Regions from separate parts of the Mus musculus genome. Here region 1 is linked to region 2. Evidence: chromatin loops called from intact Hi-C (ENCODE). Cell type or tissue: heart. All regions are shown on one strand. Each heading gives the region's core, and the rest is flanking DNA. Links, peaks and the distances in the headings are about the cores only.

Region 1 (8,792 bases), core at 354-8,353, 52 kb after region 2:
TATCTGTTGCGCATCCCTGACATCTCAGCAGGAGGATCAGGAGTTCAAGGGCATCCTCAGCAACATAGTAAGTCTATGGAGCTAGCCTGGGCTACACAGATGCCATTACAAAAAAAAAAAAAAAAGTAAAAAAAAAATCTTGGGATATGGGGGATGGGTGGGTGAACTGTGTAGCCCAGGGAGTCACTACTGGTTCCTTTGGAAGTCCCTGTTCTGCATGGAGATCATGGAGATTCTGGGGACACTCCAGGAGTCCTCCTTCAGGGAACTAAGTTGGGGAGCAGGGCAGCCTATCCTGTGGCCTTATTTCCTGTCTGGTGCAAGCGCCAGGCAAGGCATCCAGCCAGGAGCGACTCAGGCCTGACCTCCGCTAACTGTTCTGTTTTGTGCTGCACCCTCATCTCAGCAGGGATCAGGTGGCACTTGGGTCCCCAGGGGATCCAGGGACACAGTGTCCATGTCCCCATCTTTCCCCACAGGGACCTGGGGCAGGGCCGAAGAGGAGACCTCGTGATGTGTACAGGTGTAGCTCATCCCTCCGAGGACTCAGGGGACACTTGGGGAAGGTGTGACACAGAGCAGGCTGGAGCTCTGTGCGGCTCTTTATTAAGTGTGCCTACAACAGGGGCAGAGACACAGCAGCGACAATGATAACAGCCCACTCCCAACCGAAGCTCAATGGTTACCAGACTCAGCCAACTGCAGAATTCCAGTCCATAACGGCACCTCCTTTCCTTTCTCAGGAGCTTACCAGAGAGGTCTCACCCCAAGCCTTCACCCCATCTAGAGCAAATGCTTATATCCCCCATGTTTGCTCAGAGCAGAGCATGGAGGGACCTTCCTGTCACCAGAGGCAGAGGCATTCTGTATACGTGCATACACGCCTCTGTGTGTGTGTGTGTGTGTGTGTGTGTGTATTTGGTACAGATCTAAGCATAGAAAATTGAAAAGCATTGAGGTTGGTGATTGAAAGGCTCACTGATGGGCAAGTCGGGTTCGAGTGCGCTAACTGTATGACTCTATGGATCCGAATATCATGCTGTTTTGGAAAGGAATGAGGGAGCTACTGTTTCTAAGGAAGAGAAGAATGGGCACCAAGACATAGGGAGGGAAGGTGGGACAGTAAGCACTTACAGCCGAAGCCCAAGACCTGGAACCCAAGGGGAAAAACAGGTGTGGCCAGGCTTGGTGGCACGCGCCTTTAGTCTCTGAGTTCAAGTCCAGCCAGGATTACATAGCAAAACTTTCCCTCAAGAAAAAAAGGTAGGGGCTGGAGAGATGGCTCAGTGGTTAAGAGCACTGACTGCTCTTCCGAAGGTCCCGAGTTCAAATCCCAGCAACCACATGGTGGCTCACAACCATCTATAATGAGATCTGACGCTCTCTTCTGGAGTGTCTGGAGACAGCTACAGTGTACTTACATATAGTAAATAAATAAATCTTAAAAAAAAAAAAAAGAAAAAAGGTAGAGGAGGAAGAGGAGGAGGAGAAGGCAAGACAAAACAACTAACTACATAGCTGGGGGAGGTGGTGCTTGCCTATAATCCCAGCACTTGGAAGGCTGAAAGAGGAAATCAGGAGTTCCTATGCAGCTTTGGCTTATGTGAGCCTTTCTCATAAAACCAAGAGCAAAACAGCAAAACATGAGGTGGTAACTCAGCTGGAGAGTGCTTGTCTAGATTCCCTCAGTGAGGGGCTGGGGTGTGACTCAGTGCCTAGAATCCCCCAGTGAGGGGCTGGGGGCGTGGCTCAGTGGTAGAGCCCCTGCCTAGAATCCCCCAGGGAGGGGCTGGGACGTGGCTCAGTGGTAGAGCCCCTGCCTAGAATCCCCCATTGACGGGCTGGGGTGTGGCTCAGTAACAGACTGCTCACCTAAGATGTTCAAGGCCATGACTTTCATTGAAAACATCACAAAACAAACAAAACCATCAGTGAGGTTGAATGTGTATCCATGTTTGCTTGTCTCCATTTAAAGAACACCTGGAAGATCTCTAGCTGCTGGTGGAGGCGGGAGGGTGAAGGCTGCTTCATCCTTTGTATTTGAACTGTGTGGCTGTGGGTGTATTATCTGTTCCCAAGGACTGCACATGAAATGAGAACAATGAAGGCTTCGGTTCTGCTGAGATGAACCTCAATTCTCCACAGATGATCTCACCCAGAGCCAGATGGAAGTCCCCCAACATTTAAGCCTCTGTTCTGAGTGCTGGACCCAAACTCATCTTAAGGGAAAACCCAAAGAGCCTTTCTGTGGTTTCCTTCCACAACTGTCTTTCAATGTGTGTATGTGTGCACGTGTGTTTGCTTGTGTGTGTGTGTGTGTACTATGTGCATGTGTGTGAGCATGTGTGTATATGTATGTGCATGAGTGTGTGTGTGTGTGTGTATACATGTGAGCATGTATGTATAGGCCAGAGGTTAGTGATGGGTAACTTTCTCCAGAGCTCTCCACCTTAGTTTTATTGTCTGTGTGTGAGCGGCTGTGGGCACTGTACACCACAGCACATGTGTGGAGGTCAGAGAACAACTTGTGGCTGTCACTTCTCTCCCTCTGTGTGGGTCTAAGACCTGGATCCAGCGCTTTCGCTTGCTTGAGACATCTCGTTGACTAGCTCCTCCGTTGTTAACACAGGGTCTCACTATGTAGGTCCAGTTATCTTGGAATTTGCTCTGTAGACCAGGCCGGCATCAAACTCAGAGATAGACCTGCCTTTGCCTTCAGAGTACTGGGATTAAAGGTGTGCACCACTACCACCCAGTTTAAAATTCTAAAAAGATTTGTGGGTGCAGGGATTTGAGGAGGCCAGGAGAGACTGTTGGATCTCTGGGAACTGGAGTTAGAGGTGGTTGTGAGCCCCCACGGGTGCTGAGAACTGAACTAGGGTGCTTGAGAGGAGCTCGCTCACTGCTGAGCCCCACCTTAGATTTGAGTCCCTCGTACTGAAGCTGAGTTCAGTGATTTGACTGAGCCGACCGCTCAGGGTGGGCTTTTCGATGTGCACCACAGGCCTGGCTTTATAGGTGAGGTCATGCTTGCACAACTGGCCTTTCTTTTGCATTTACGTGTGTGTGTGTGTGTGTGTGTACATGAAGTGAGAGGGGGCAGTATGGGAAGGGTCAGTGGACAACTTAAGGGAGTTGGTTTTGCCTTCCATCATGATGGTCTAGAGACTAAATTCAGCCCCTCAGCCCGGGAGCGTGCCTTTACCCTCCGAGCTCCCAGCTTTGGGTTTTTGAGGCAAGGTTTCATATAGCTTAGGCTGGCCTGGCATTCAAGGTCATCTCAGAGGCCTAGGATGACCTTGTGTTGTCGGTTCTCCGGCCTTTACCTCTGGTGTGCTGGCGTTTGCCTTACCACACCCAGGCATCCCCCATAGCTTAAGCCTAAAGCTCTCGGATGGCCAGCACGCCCATGCCCTGACGTGAAGTTCAGTGACTAATCAATACAGAGCGTTCACGGAGCCCTGACACATAGCAGCATTGACTTAACCTTAACAGCCTGGTGTGTAATGAGGCCAACTTGTCCGATTCTGCCCACGATGCGATGCTCTGGGTTAAACAGGTTTGAACAGAGTACCGGATGGCAGAGAGGGCACCCTCAGTATCGGGTTTTGGCTGTTACTGCTTCCAGTCTTCTGACCTGCTCCCTCAAGGCTGGTCTTAAACTCAAAGCAATCCTCCTGTCCCTGCTTCTCAAGTTCTGGAATTACAAGTGTGACTCACTGTACCCAGGAATATGTGTCTTTATTACAGAGGAAGGAGAGCTCAGAGAGTGAGAGTAACCTGTGCAAAGTCCCACAGCAGGAGAGGATGGCTGGCTATCGGCCGCGAACTTGGTGACCTTTCCTGTGACCTCTAAGGGAGGAACTAGATGTCCCAGCAAGGATTCTAGGGACTTGTCAGGACTGACCTTTGATGATGGGAAAGCCATGCCATCTCCCCTTCCCCTTTGATGGTCGCTGGAGGGGTTTGCCTGGGACAGAGATGCGTTTGGACACAGATCACCGTGAAGACTGGTCAGTTTCAGTACCCTGCCCAGCCTGTGGCTGGGAAGGGCCAGGGGCCCAGATCTTGTGGGCAGCCTGGGGTAGGGCCAGCATTCCAGGGGCCTGCCTGGCATGTGGGGAATGTCCCAGGAGAAGTCTCAGTCCTCCAGAAACTCAAAGGGAAGTGTTCTTACGTGGGGTGGTGTGTGGTGGGAGGTGGGAGGTGGTGTTTGTGGGAATGTCCCTCTGGTCTGGAACCCTGAGGGGCTGCAGTTAGGAGGTACATTGGGGCTGTGCCATTCTAGGGAGCTGACCTGCTTTTCTGATGTCTTCATAAACAGAGACCACTATTCCTGCCTTACCTACCCTGCTTCCTGGTAGACCAGCACCCCGGGGCTTGAGCATCACCACAGTAGGGACTTTTGTGGGCCACTGACTTGGGCCACAGTTACCACAATTTATTTAGAGTCAGCAAGGTGGCTGTACTCTATGCTGACCCGGGAATAGAAATCTCGGTTTCTGCTCAGGAGGCCCAGGCTACAAGGCCTTGAAAAACCCTGAGGCGGGCGGGGCAGGTAGGGCTCTGCATGCGCCTCTCTAGAAATTAACCTCCTTTCTACCCCAGACCCTTCTGGCGTCTCTGGCTTCTTCAAGGACCGGCTCTAAGGCTACTTCCTGGTACACCCTGGACCCTCCCTCCATCCTGAAGGGATCATTATCTTAAACCTGGTCCTTCCCATCGACTGGGTTTGGGGGTAGGGGTGTTTCAGGATGGCCTCAGAGAGCAGGAGAAAGTTGGAGATCAGCCAACTACTGCAGAGCACGACTGTGGAGGAACAGTTAAATGGACTAGCAAACACGAACGGGCCAGAGGCAGAAGGACTGCTATGAGTTCGAGTCCAGCCTGAGCCACACAGATACTTCAAGCCTAGTCTGAGTTACAGAGTGAAACCCGGTCTTAAACCCCAGAAAAACACTCCGGGGAAGCGCAGGGGACCGGGCGCGCGCTGCAGAGCCCCCTCCCCGGCAGGCCCGGGTAGGGGCGTGGCCACGGTGACGTCATCCTCCTATAAAACCCTGGGCGCCGCCGGGCTGGCTTTGTGGAGAACTGCAGCGGGCTAAGCCGTGTTGAACAAAGGAGGTCGGGCACAGCTATCCAAGCTCCCGGGGCCACCGGGCCGCCCTCCGCCACCATGACCGCCAACGGCACGGCAGAGGCTGTGCAGATTCAGTTCGGGCTCATCAGCTGCGGCAACAAGTACCTGACAGCCGAGGCGTTCGGGTTCAAGGTGAACGCATCCGCTAGTAGCTTGAAAAAGAAGCAGATCTGGACGCTGGAGCAACCTCCCGATGAGGCGGGCAGCGCGGCCGTGTGTCTGCGCAGCCACCTGGGTCGCTACCTGGCCGCCGACAAGGACGGCAACGTGACCTGCGAGCGCGAGGTGCCCGACGGCGACTGCCGCTTTCTCGTCGTGGCGCACGACGACGGCCGCTGGTCGCTGCAGTCCGAGGCTCACCGGCGCTACTTTGGCGGCACCGAGGACCGCCTGTCCTGCTTCGCGCAGAGCGTGTCGCCGGCCGAGAAGTGGAGCGTGCACATCGCCATGCACCCGCAGGTTAACATCTACAGCGTTACCCGCAAGCGCTACGCGCATCTGAGCGCGCGGCCGGCCGACGAGATCGCGGTAGACCGCGACGTGCCTTGGGGCGTCGACTCGCTCATCACCTTGGCCTTCCAGGACCAACGCTACAGTGTGCAGACGTCCGACCACCGCTTCCTGCGCCACGACGGGCGCCTTGTGGCACGGCCGGAGCCCGCCACGGGCTTCACGCTGGAGTTCCGCTCCGGCAAGGTGGCCTTTCGCGACTGCGAAGGTCGCTACCTGGCTCCGTCCGGGCCCAGCGGCACCCTCAAGGCTGGCAAGGCCACCAAGGTGGGCAAAGATGAGCTCTTCGCCCTGGAACAGAGCTGCGCTCAGGTGGTGCTGCAGGCGGCCAACGAGAGGAACGTGTCCACGCGCCAGGGTGAGTTGGGGACATGTCCCCTCCCTTGGGTCCTGACCCAGTGCACAAAAGCATCTCTGCACTCCTTCTATTTCCCTATTTCCTCCTGGGCTCCCTTTAGGCTCACAGGCCTCTGGGCTCCGCCATGAGGAGGTGGGCTTCTATTTTGAAAGATCTGATCTCACCAGATAGCCTTGGCTATCCTGGAACTCGCTATGTAGACTGGGCTGGCCCCGAACTCGCAGAAATCTTCCTTCCTGTCTCTTGTGCTGGGAATAAAGGCATGTACCACCCCTCTGTTCAGGACGTAGGCTTCTTCTGCTGGGAGAAGGTGACGTGGGGAAGTGGGTAAGGCCTAACACATTCTAAAGCAATACTGTCCACCACCACCCCCCCCCCCCCCGGCTGGGGGCGTGGGACTCCATAGACCTAGCTTAGATCTTCTCCGTTTCCTCTTCCTTCCCAGTCTGAGCCATCCCCATTCATGAGCCGATTCTTTAGGATAGGCTGTCCCAGGTCTTGGAGAGGAAGGGTTCCCCCTACACCCCCCCTTGTTCATTTCCTCGTGCGTCCTCTCCCGTTTCGCGGGCCTTTGGCTGGAGGGCCAGGGGACAGTCACCCCTGCCCTCCCCGCCTTAAATGGCGAGATAGAGGAGGTTGGAGGGGCTTTTGATCCCGGCGGGGTGTGCTGGGCGGGGTCGGCCCTGCGACTCTTGGTGGTGGTGGGGTTGTCCGTAGGGGCTTCCCCTCCCCCACTCCATCTCCCCTCGCTAAGGCCTGGCGCTCCGGGCCGCGGCCTTTGTGAGCAGGGGGGCGGGTCGCCACGGCTGGGCCCTCCCTCGTCCCCTTTGTCCTGCTAAGGCTCTGCAGATGGGAAAACCAGATGCGGCGGAGCTGGGGGAGGGGATCGGCTTAGGCGGGTCCCTCTGCGGAAGAGCCACCCCCAACCCTCCAGGCGTTGTCCCTGGTCCAGGGTTCATTGAGAAGGCGCGGAGTGAAGCCGCCTGGCTCTTCCTTCGCACCCCGGCTGGCAGGCGGCGTGGCGCGGGTGGCTGCGCGCCAGGCGCCCTCCCTGCCCTCCTATGCACGCCTTGCGGTCCGGCACTCGGCGGAGTGTCCCTCCAAAAGCCTCTACTCTCGAGTGAACCGGTCCCCAAGGCCTCTCTGGCTGGGAACAACCGTTTGCAGCTCTATTTGTCCCCATCCAGGGCCTCCAGCAGGCTGGCAGGCCATTTCCGACCGGCATGGGCATGGTACAAGTAGGCGCCTCCTTTCTGGCGTACCCCCGACTCTTCAAAGGGTCTTTGCTGCCTGCTGGTAGGGGCTTGTGAGATCTCGCTTCCTTGGTTGGGAAACTGAACCCCAGGCTTTGGAGATAGCTGGATGGGAGCCAGTCTGTGGGGAGGAAGACCCCCCTCCCCCAATGCAGAGGGCAAAGCCTTGGGTGGGGCCTGCTTGAGTTTGGCTGAATAACGCTCAGAAAAGTGCGACCATTTGCTTACTGTTACACAGTAAGTCAGCACCATGCTGAACTGGGTGTACTTGATGCCAGAATGTTCTCTCATTATACACACACACACACACACACACACACACACACACACACACCAATGAACCATGGCCTCTCTTGTTTCACAGTGCTGGGCGAGGGGGTCAGAGTTCCCACCTGTTTAGCAAACATTGAGATACGAGCTGCGGTAAACGTCTCTTGGGAATGTGACTGGTATGTAAAGCAGAAGATTGGGGGTACAGGATCGGGGTAGTAGATTATAAAGATCTGGGGTCCCTTCTGAGGACCCAGGAGCTGCCCCAGGAGAGTGAATAGAAATGAGCATGCACCAAGTTTATGGACTGGTTTTGCAGGCAGGGGCCTCAGCAAAGGCCCGGAGGCAGGGAGTTGCAAATAGAGAAGCCCTGCATAGCTAGGAGGAAGGCTGGGATTGGAGGGAATCCTGCAGATGACGAGTACTCCAGAGCCTAGAGAGACCAGCTCTCTGCTTACAGAGCTGTGGCCGAGGCTTGTGCCCTGGGGAAGGTTAGGCAAGGCACAGGTGACTTGGGCCCTTGGGGCCTGAAAGGAGCTAGAGGGTGTGTTTTGCGAGCCTGGACAGGTACCCTTTTCTGAGGGTGCCATGATTGTGCATGATTCACACTGATGCGGCAGGAGGGGGCGGGAATTGAAGGGGTGAGAATCTGATGGGAACTTGGGGTCACACACAGTCAGACCTCTTCTGCCCTCCTATGTCTGGGTCCAAGTCTCATTCCCAAGTCAGCCAACTCCTCCCCCGGCTTTTTGAGGGTGAGCTGTTGGGTGGGTGTGCCGGGGAGGCCATTTTGGGCAGGCTTGCGTGGCAGGGAGGCGGGGCTGGGCTTCGGGGAAACACGTGTTGAACTGCTAGCCAGGAGTAGGGAGAGGGAAGGCTCAATCTGGTCTGGGGTTGTGAATCTTCCATGCAGATTTGCTGCTTCCGGCTTCCTGGCCTCAGTTTCCCCATCTGAAAGCACAGAGGTACATTGAGCCAGGATCTTCCTGGGAGGTGGAGATCCTATGAGAGTAGGATGGGGGGTAGTGGGTAGGGTCTTTTCCTCCTTGCTTCTCATGACCCTCCCAAGCCCCTGCTGGCTCAAGGAGACCCCGTGCTATGTCTCCCCACACTGCCCACCCTGGCTTACTTGTTGGGTTCTAATGCTTTCAAAGAATTTTGTCCCCATCATTTCTAGGGCGGCTGGCTAAGAATGAGTGACAGGTGAGGCTGGGCTTTGTAGGGTATCCTTTTGACGGCTTCCCTCTTGGGTCGAGGAATG
Region 2 (8,792 bases), core at 463-8,462:
CCTAGATGCCCCCCCCAATAGAGCTCCACACCCACCCAACCTGCTCCCCACACCCAGCAAAGCCACAGAGCCACAAGCTGTTTGTGTAAGGTAAGGTGTGCACTTTTATTGGTCTCAAGTCAGTGTACAGGCCAGCCCTGGCTGCCTCAACACCTCAACCCCCTCCCAGGGAGACCAAAGCCTTCATACATCAAGTTGGGGGGACAAAAAAAAGGGAGGCCTCAGACCTGGGCCATTCAGAAATTAAAAACAAAAATGAAGTATTAAGGCGGAAGATTTAAAAAAATTTTTGCAGTACATAATTTACACAGAAGCAATGCTGTCACCTTCCCCGGGGTGGACTCAGGGCATGGACGCGACCATCCTCCTCTTAGGAGTGGGGGTGGCTTTTGGGAGGGTGAGGGACTTCCTGTAACCACTTATTTCATGGATACTTGGAATGACTATTAAAAAAAGACAAAACCAAAAAAAAAAAAAAACAAAACAATGTACAAAGTCCTCAGCCACATTTGTAGAACTTTGGGGGATGTTTGCTCCAACCAACTGCTGTCGCCTTCACCGTTCCAGTTTTTAAATCCTGAGTCAAAAGCGCCAAAACAAAACAAAAAAACTTAAAAAAAAAAAAAAAAAAAAAAAAAAAAACTTTAAAAAAAATTTAAAAAAACAAAGCCATGCCAATGTTGTCTCTTATTTTTTTTTTTTCTGCGCAAGTTAGGTTTTGTCAAAGAAAGGGTGTAAAACGCAGCTCAGTAACAGTCCGCCTAGAAGCACTTGCGGTGCACGATGGAGGGGCCGGACTCATCGTACTCCTGCTTGCTGATCCACATCTGCTGGAAGGTGGACAGTGAGGCCAGGATGGAGCCACCGATCCACACAGAGTACTTGCGCTCAGGAGGAGCAATGATCTGAAGAAAGCAAGACAAGATGGTGAATGGTGAGCTCTCTGGGTGCTGGGATTCCCCTTAAACCTAGAAGGTTGCTCTGACAACCACAGGGCCCACCCTCACCAAGCTAAGGATGCTTAGCTTACCTTGATCTTCATGGTGCTAGGAGCCAGAGCAGTAATCTCCTTCTGCATCCTGTCAGCAATGCCTGGGTACATGGTGGTACCACCAGACAGCACTGTGTTGGCATAGAGGTCTTTACGGATGTCAACGTCACACTTCATGATGGAATTGAATGTAGTTTCATGGATGCCACAGGATTCCATACCTAAGAGAAGAGTGACAGAAATCAGACTTAACTTGTACTATGGCCTCAGGAGTTTTGTCACCTTTAGATGGAGAAAGGACTAGGCTACAACTTACCCAAGAAGGAAGGCTGGAAAAGAGCCTCAGGGCATCGGAACCGCTCGTTGCCAATAGTGATGACCTGGCCGTCAGGCAGCTCATAGCTCTTCTCCAGGGAGGAAGAGGATGCGGCAGTGGCCATCTCCTGCTCGAAGTCTAGAGCAACATAGCACAGCTTCTCTTTGATGTCACGCACGATTTCCCTCTCAGCTGTGGTGGTGAAGCTGTAGCCACGCTCGGTCAGGATCTTCATGAGGTAGTCTGTCAGGTCCCGGCCAGCCAGGTCCAGACGCAGGATGGCGTGAGGGAGAGCATAGCCCTCGTAGATGGGCACAGTGTGGGTGACCCCGTCTCCGGAGTCCATCACAATGCCTGTGGTACGACCAGAGGCATACAGGGACAGCACAGCCTGGATGGCTACGTACATGGCTGGGGTGTTGAAGGTCTCAAACATGATCTGTAGAGAAAAATAAATAATGTTGTCAAGTTCAGAAAGCCACAAGAAACACTCAGGGCAGGTGAAACTGTATGGATAGATCTGAGACATGCAAGGAGTGCAAGAACACAGCTAAGTTCAGTGTGCTGGGAGTCTCAGGACAGGGGCTCCACTTAGACCTACTGTGCATCTACTCAATACACACTCCAAGGCCACTTATCACCAGCCTCATTAGCTTTGTCACACGAGCCATTGTTAGTACCTAAACCCACAGCACTGTAGGGTTTAAACACCTAGTCAGAAAGGCAATTGAGAGAAAAAAAGACCTCGTCTGGGAAAGAGCAGAAACTGCAAAGATCCAAGGGAGACTCAGCTCATAGAAGGGAGTCCTATGGGAGAACGGCAGAAGAAAGACAATTGAGAAAGGGCGTGGCTGAGAAGCTGGCCAAAGAGAAGGGTTACCCGGGATACTGACCTGGGTCATCTTTTCACGGTTGGCCTTAGGGTTCAGGGGGGCCTCGGTGAGCAGCACAGGGTGCTCCTCAGGGGCCACACGCAGCTCATTGTAGAAGGTGTGGTGCCAGATCTTCTCCATGTCGTCCCAGTTGGTAACAATGCCATGTTCAATGGGGTACTTCAGGGTCAGGATACCTCTCTTGCTCTGGGCCTCGTCACCCACATAGGAGTCCTTCTGACCCATTCCCACCATCACACCCTGTGGAAGGGAACAGCCTTCTTAGCACCGGCATCGATCCCCAAGAAAACCCCAGGCTTGCCACTCCCAAAGTAACAGGTCACTTACCTGGTGCCTAGGGCGGCCCACGATGGAGGGGAATACAGCCCGGGGAGCATCGTCGCCCGCGAAGCCGGCTTTGCACATGCCGGAGCCGTTGTCGACGACCAGCGCAGCGATATCGTCATCCATGGCGAACTATCAAGACACAAAAGAAGGCTATAGTCACCTCGGGGCCGCCAAGAGCAGCCGCTGCCGCCCTGCCCACTTCCGGCAAGCCGCGGGCTCGAGCCGCCAGGGGGCGCGCGCCCAAGCTCAGGGGACAAAGGAAGCGCAGACCGGCCGCATTATTACCATAAAAGGCAAACGCTGGCCCGGAGGCGGACCTAGGGCAGGAAGCCAGACCTCCGCCCCCTCCCCAAACGGGCGCAAGCTCCGCCTACACTGCGCCGACGGGCGGCTTGTGCGCGCGCGGGAGGCGACCACACCCAGCAGGAAGCGCAAACAAGGCGCCCGTGCCACTGTGACCCCGCCCCTTCCGGACAACGGCCCCGCCCTCGCCCAACCCCGGGCAGCCGCGCTCCCAGCCTCAATACGCACGCGCAGCTAACTAGGAAGAGGGGGAGAGGAAGAGCTCCCTCCCTAGCGCACACGCGCCTCGATGCCCAGTGATAGAGAGCGCACGCGCAGTGGCATCCCAGCCCCCACCCGGCCGAGCCGGCCCTGCCGCGCCCGCCCGCCCGCCCGCCCGCCCGGCAAGCCGAATAGGCAAACCGGTTTGGACAAAGACCCAGAGGCCATTGAGGCGTGATCGTAGCGTCTGGTTCCCAATACTGTGTACTCTCAAGATGGACCTAATACGGCTTTTAACACCCGCAAGCCGCACCGGCTCATCAAATGCCCACACCGCGACCCTAGTGTGTCCCCAAGCCCCACGCACCGAGCGGGAGCGGGCCCACGAGTGTCTACACCGCGGGAATGTGGCTGCAAAGAGTCTACACGCTAGGCGTAAAGTTGGCTGTGCCAGTGTCCGCTCCGCGGCCCGGCACCACCCTCCACCCGCCCATGGTGTCCGTTCTGAGTGATCCTCAGGACCCTGCAGTGAGGTACTAGCCACGAGAGAGCGAAGGCCCGCTGGGCCCGGCGTCCCTGCTTACCTGGTGGCGGGTGTGGACCGGCAACGAAGGAGCTGCAAAGAAGCTGTGCTCGCGGGTGGACGCGACTCGACAGTGGCTGCGCGTTGCGCCGCCGGGTTTTATAGGACGCCACAGCGGCCACTCGAGCCATAAAAGGCAACTTTCGGAACGGCGGGCGCTGATTGGCTCCGCGTCGCTCACTCACCGGCCTCGCCGCACAGTGCAGCATTTTTTTACCCCCTCTCCCCTCCTTTTGAAAAAAAAAAAAAAAAAGAAGAAGAAAAAAAAAAAAAGCGAGAGAGAAAGCGAGATTGAGGAAGAGGATGAAGAGTTTTGGCGATGGGTGCTGGCTCCGTAGGCCCAGATGTACAGGAATAGCCTCCGCCCTTGTGGACACTGCCCCATTCAATGTCTCGGTTACTAGGCCTGCATTCTGGGGGTCACCCAACCACCCCAGGACCCTCTGGGTGTGGATGTCACGTGGATATCGAGCACTTAAGTGGATGAGGGTCAGCATCGAGGCCCGGACCCTATTTGTGTGGCCTCTTGTTTGAGGGACACGCGGGGCCTGGATTGAATGGACAGAGAGTCACTCCCCCTTGCTAGCAATTGCTAGCAATAGCCGGAAAGCCAGATCCGGGGGGGCCCCTTCTGCTGTGGTTCTAATTTGCTAGGTGTGTTGGGGTTCAACTTGGAAGCAGAACTCTGGTTGGAGAGGTTTTCATGGATCTTGACCTCTTAGAGACTCAAGGCCATCCTATCCCAAGCATAGGGCGAGCCCCAGTGGTCCAATAACTGGAGGTGTTGCAAGAAGATGCCTCCAGATATCCCCTGCCCCGGATCTAGAAAGGAACTGTGCTCAATAGAACAAACAAAACTTCTCATGGAGTCAGGCACTTTTGGAGAACTGCCTGATCACACCCAGGCAAGACTAAGCCTGGGCCGTTAGCTAGTGTCTCTGGGTGACTGCCAGACATCGCTGGGCTGGGGCCCACCATCTATCCTCTATTTATTATGTGCAGCCACAGCTGAGTTGTGCACTAGTCCATCTGCCAGCCGTGGGGATTCTGGGAGTGACAAGCTGCTCAGGGAAAAGTTGGTGGTCACCGGAGCCCCAAATCCTCCAGAGAGAAGCAGCCCCTGTCCCCCTCACCTAAGTACCAGTGTTCTACTTAGCAAGCCAGCTATTTGGCTGAGAGCTACACACGGGGTCAGGGTTGAGGGCCGGATCCCTCAGCTTAGCTTAGAAGGACACGCACCTTCTGGGAGAGTGTGACAGAAAGCTGGATTTAGGCAAGAAGGGTGCTTCAGGTGAGATGCTCTGGGCCTGCCGTGCCTCAGTGCATGCATAGGTAGGTGTTCACTGGCTCACAAAGTGTAGGTGTTGAAACCAAAGAAGGCTTCATCCATATATGGACTACAGTGGCCAGCTTCCTTGTTCTTGGCTGGTGGCAGGGCATTTTGAAGTTGCTGAGGCCTTGTCTGGAAGAGGTGACCATCACCCCAGCATATGCTGTGAACTGGAAACACACCCCTAGTTATCTTTCCCACCAAAAAAAAAAAAAAAATTTGACAAAAGTCTTCTGCAGTCACCAACCCTGAGAGAACTTTCCCAGGCAGTCTCCTCCCTGCCTCCGGGGGACAGGACTGCCCTGGCCCTGGCCTTGTATTTCTCAGTTGCTCAGGCAGTTTGCCAGCTGCCCAAGGACCTGCCAGTCCTGCAAGTCACAGGTGGGGGTGGGGCAGGGCAAATGCTGCCTGTCAATAAGGAGAGCCCAGAGTATTCCCAGGAGAACCCTGGTGGGGTGCAAGGGAGAAAGATGCCATCAGCCATCAGGGGTGCAGGATGTGGAGGGAGCCTCTTGGGTGACACCAGACAGCTTTACTAGGTTAGAGCAGACCAGATTCCCAGGCAGGACCTGTGTTGCCACTTTGTCACCTCTCAGTCCTGGGACTGGTCAAGGGGCAGGCACCTCAGCCCCACCCGACCTCTGAAACAATTCTGGTCTGTCTTGTCTGCAATGATCATTTTCCAGTGTTCTCTTTCACATTCTTGGGGGTGGCGTGGGGGGGATTTCTCTTGGTTTGTTGGAAATTGAGGGTGGGAGGTTGTTTTTAACAGGGTCTCAGGTAGCCTAGGCTGCTCTCAGATTTGATATGTAGTGGAGTATAGACTTGAACTGATCCTTCTGCCTTTACATCCCGAGAGTGTTGTGATTACAGGCATATATCACCATGCCCAGCTTCTTTGTTTGAAACAGTGGCTCCCTATGTAGCCCAGGCTGGCCTCAAACTCCTGCTCTTCCTGCCTCAGCTTCCTGTGTGCTTATGAAGACAGTCATGGTGCCTATTCAGGCTAGTCTTAATAACTCAGCACCTCCCCCAGCCCGGACAACATAAAACAAGCCAGCCCTTTGAGGGGCCCCATCACCCCCCACTTCCTTCCACTAACACACACACACACACACACACACACACTGAGGGGCTCTGTTCTGTGGAATGAATGAGAGATCGTCTGGGTGTCCTCAGCCCTGACAAAGGAGAGGTCCCTGAGAGGCCGGCAGAGGTGGAGGGGGCCTCAGCTGTTAAGTTTGGGGTGCAGACAGGAGACGGAAAGCACAGAACAGGGTGGGGGTGGGGAAAAGAGGAAGTGGAGGAAGGGGAAGGCAGAGGAAGTGAAGCTGGCCTTCTCCAGAGAACTTTGCCCTCACAAAGAGCTGTCACTGTTACTGTCAGGCACCCAGCTGGCAGCCACAGCCTGGCCCAGAGCATGGGTGACACCTGTAGCTTTAGTGCACTTCCCCCCACAAGGGTCCCCTTCCCTGAAAAGCCTTGGGACGAGAGAATATTTACAACCTAATTCAAGGCCCACTCTCTGATCCTCCTCTCAGAAGCCATATGTCACTTCTCCTGGGGACATTCAAGCCCAGCTGGCCAGGAAGACCCTAAGCTGCACATTTTCAAGTGAGAAATTGAGGAAGAGGGGAACTTCCTGTCACAGTAGCAGGAGCTCTGTCCAAGAGGGCGGGTCCCTGCAGACAGCAGGATGTCAGTAAGGCACTAAATGAATGAGGGAGGGCCTGGAACGTTCCAGAAAACATACTCCCTTTTTACAGGTTCAGAAAACTGAGATGGGCCTGACAGAGCGCCCAGTGCTTTAAGATCCAGCCATAATGCCTCTGTACTCAGGGGCCCCTGAGCTAACAGCCTGCCCTCTGCCTCACAGGGCCCCTCCCTGGGTAAAGTGGCCTCTGGAATGTCCCCGGGGACTAGGTCCAAGGACTGCTCCAAAGTTGGAATTCCTGGCCCCACCTCCTCCTTAGTACATATTTCTATCTCTCAGAGTTCAATGAGGGCAAGCCAAAGGCCCTGGTCATACGTAGGGTACCACCGGAAAAGTCTACTGGATGCCTGCTTGCAGGGCCACCTCACCCATGCTCTGATAACCCTGACTCCGCAGGGCTTTTTCCTACAGGAGGTTTGTCCAGGAGTGTGGGTTCCTCCAGCTGATTAACTTCTCAGCCTTTGGGGCCAGCTTCAGGCTGCCCTCTCCAGGCCCAGAGAGCAAGTGATCAGGGAAGATGACCCAGAAAAGGAATAGCCTGGGGCCAAAGCAGATGGCCCTTTCTTCCCAAACAGCTTCGGAGTTACTCAGTTACCATATCTGCTGCCTGCCTACTCAGCAGCCAAAAGGCTCTGTTCTGAGCAGAGGGAGTAAAGCAAGCATGTGCCTTGAGATAGCCCTAAAAGAACGTTCGCTGGTTCCGGGAAGGAAGCAAAGATTTACTTAGGGAAGTCTTTTTTCCCCCCGAGTTAGGTAGCTCAGTGGACAAAGGCACTTGCTTCCTTACTGTCTGAGATTAACCTCTGGAAACCACATGGTGGAAGGAGAGAACCAACTCCCTCAGTGGCCCTCTGATCTGCACATTAAAATCACACCACACATTCCCCACCACACCCACACCCACCCACCCACCTCCACACACAAATAAATGGAGGGGTTTTGTTTTTTGTTGTTATTGTGTGTGTGTTTGAGACTTCTTTTTTCCTTTTTTGGGAAGGGGAGTTTGCCTCCCTCCTAATTTTTGAAGATTTATTTATTTTATACATATGAGTACACTGCAGCTGTCTTCAGACAGAAGAAGGCATCAGATCCCATTACAGATGGCTGTGAGCCACCATGTGGTTGCTGGGAATTGAACTCAGGATTTCTAGAAGAGCAGTCAGTGCTCTTAACCACTGAGCCATCTCTCCAGCCTCAAGATAGGTTTTTTTTTTTTGTTTGTTTTTTTTTTTTTTTTTTTTTTTTTTTATGTGGCCTTGGCTATTCTGGAACTAGCTCTGTAGATCAGGCTAGCCTCGAATTCAAGACGACCATCCTGCTTCTACTTCCTGACTGTTGGGATCAAAGGTGTGCGCCACCATTGCCCAGCCTAAAATATTTGAAAAGGTTTATGTATTACTTTCACTTAGGTGTACCTGTGTGTGCCTGCAGGAGTTTATGTGTAGCACATGAATGCAGGTGCCAAACAGTTGAAACCCACCTCATGAGGACGCTGGGAACGGAATTCAGGTCCTCGGCAAGAGCAGTAAGTATTCCTAACCACTGAGGCATCTAACTTCTGACCTAGAACTCTTGATCCCCAGCGTCACGGGGAACGGTACCACACTCAGTTTACACAGTGATGAATTCTGAGTGTGTGTAGAGGGGGCTGTGTACATGTGATAGCTTGAAGAGTCAGGTCTCTTCACCTTGTGGGTCACCAGGGATCATCAGGCTTGGTGGTAAGCTTCTTTACCCACTGAGACATCTCACTGGCCCGTGTTTGCTCATTGGTTTTTCTTTACGGCAAGTTCTCATACAGTAGCCCAGCCTGGCCTCAAATCCAAGGCCAAGCACTTAGATTAGAAGCACGCTCCATTGAAATGGGGGAACTTATTAAAGTTCTTGGGAGAGTTTTGAAAAATCCTTTTAAAAACTACCTTCTGTCTTGGCCCCCTAGGGCACCAGGAAAAACTGCCCCACCCTTCTGGGGAGTTCCCAGACTTTCAAATTCAGAGTGATTTATTCAGAAACAGAAGAGAAACTTCCAGGTCTTCCCCTTCATACGCACTAGTAGAGGCCTTTCTGCTTGCCCTAGGGCAAGCAGGATTCCTGTTCCTTGCTTCCAGATGGGAATGCTACCCAATGCTCAGTG

The links. Hi-C counts contacts between places; a loop is a spot of excess contacts. Peaks named below come from ENCODE experiments on the same cell type or tissue, not always from the same donor. Only the 100,000 strongest peaks of a DNase experiment are listed, where the experiment ranks them.
Region 1: a loop joins it to region 2, with 11 times the contacts of the local background. A loop is called at or near these places in 6 of 42 quality-filtered maps.

What each region holds. Positions count from the first base shown.
Region 1 is chr5:142,955,273-142,964,064 of GRCm38, forward strand. Fscn1 (fascin actin-bundling protein 1) reads left to right here and starts at 5,083. Exons shown (of 5, transcript NM_007984.2): 1 at 5,083-6,008. The coding sequence starts at 5,177. In heart, for the core only: a CTCF peak has its summit at 5,079; DNase peaks (open chromatin) are centred at 5,089, 6,889, 7,769, 8,299 and 1 weaker place; H3K4me3 peaks cover 4,255 bases; H3K27ac peaks cover 4,551 bases; H3K27me3 peaks cover 917 bases.
Region 2 is chr5:142,903,037-142,911,828 of GRCm38, forward strand. It overlaps Actb (actin, beta), which reads right to left and starts at 3,718. Exons shown (of 6, transcript NM_007393.5): 1 at 3,616-3,718; 2 at 2,528-2,656; 3 at 2,201-2,440; 4 at 1,308-1,746; 5 at 1,031-1,212; 6 at 79-905. The coding sequence starts at 2,650. The coding sequence ends at 762. It overlaps Gm38733 (a long non-coding RNA gene), which reads left to right. Exons shown (of 2, transcript XR_003955825.1): 2 at 1-479. In heart, for the core only: CTCF peaks have their summits at 3,720 and 7,144 (motif pointing left); DNase peaks (open chromatin) are centred at 2,945, 3,695, 5,345, 6,725 and 4 weaker places; H3K4me3 peaks cover 6,540 bases; H3K27ac peaks cover 6,993 bases.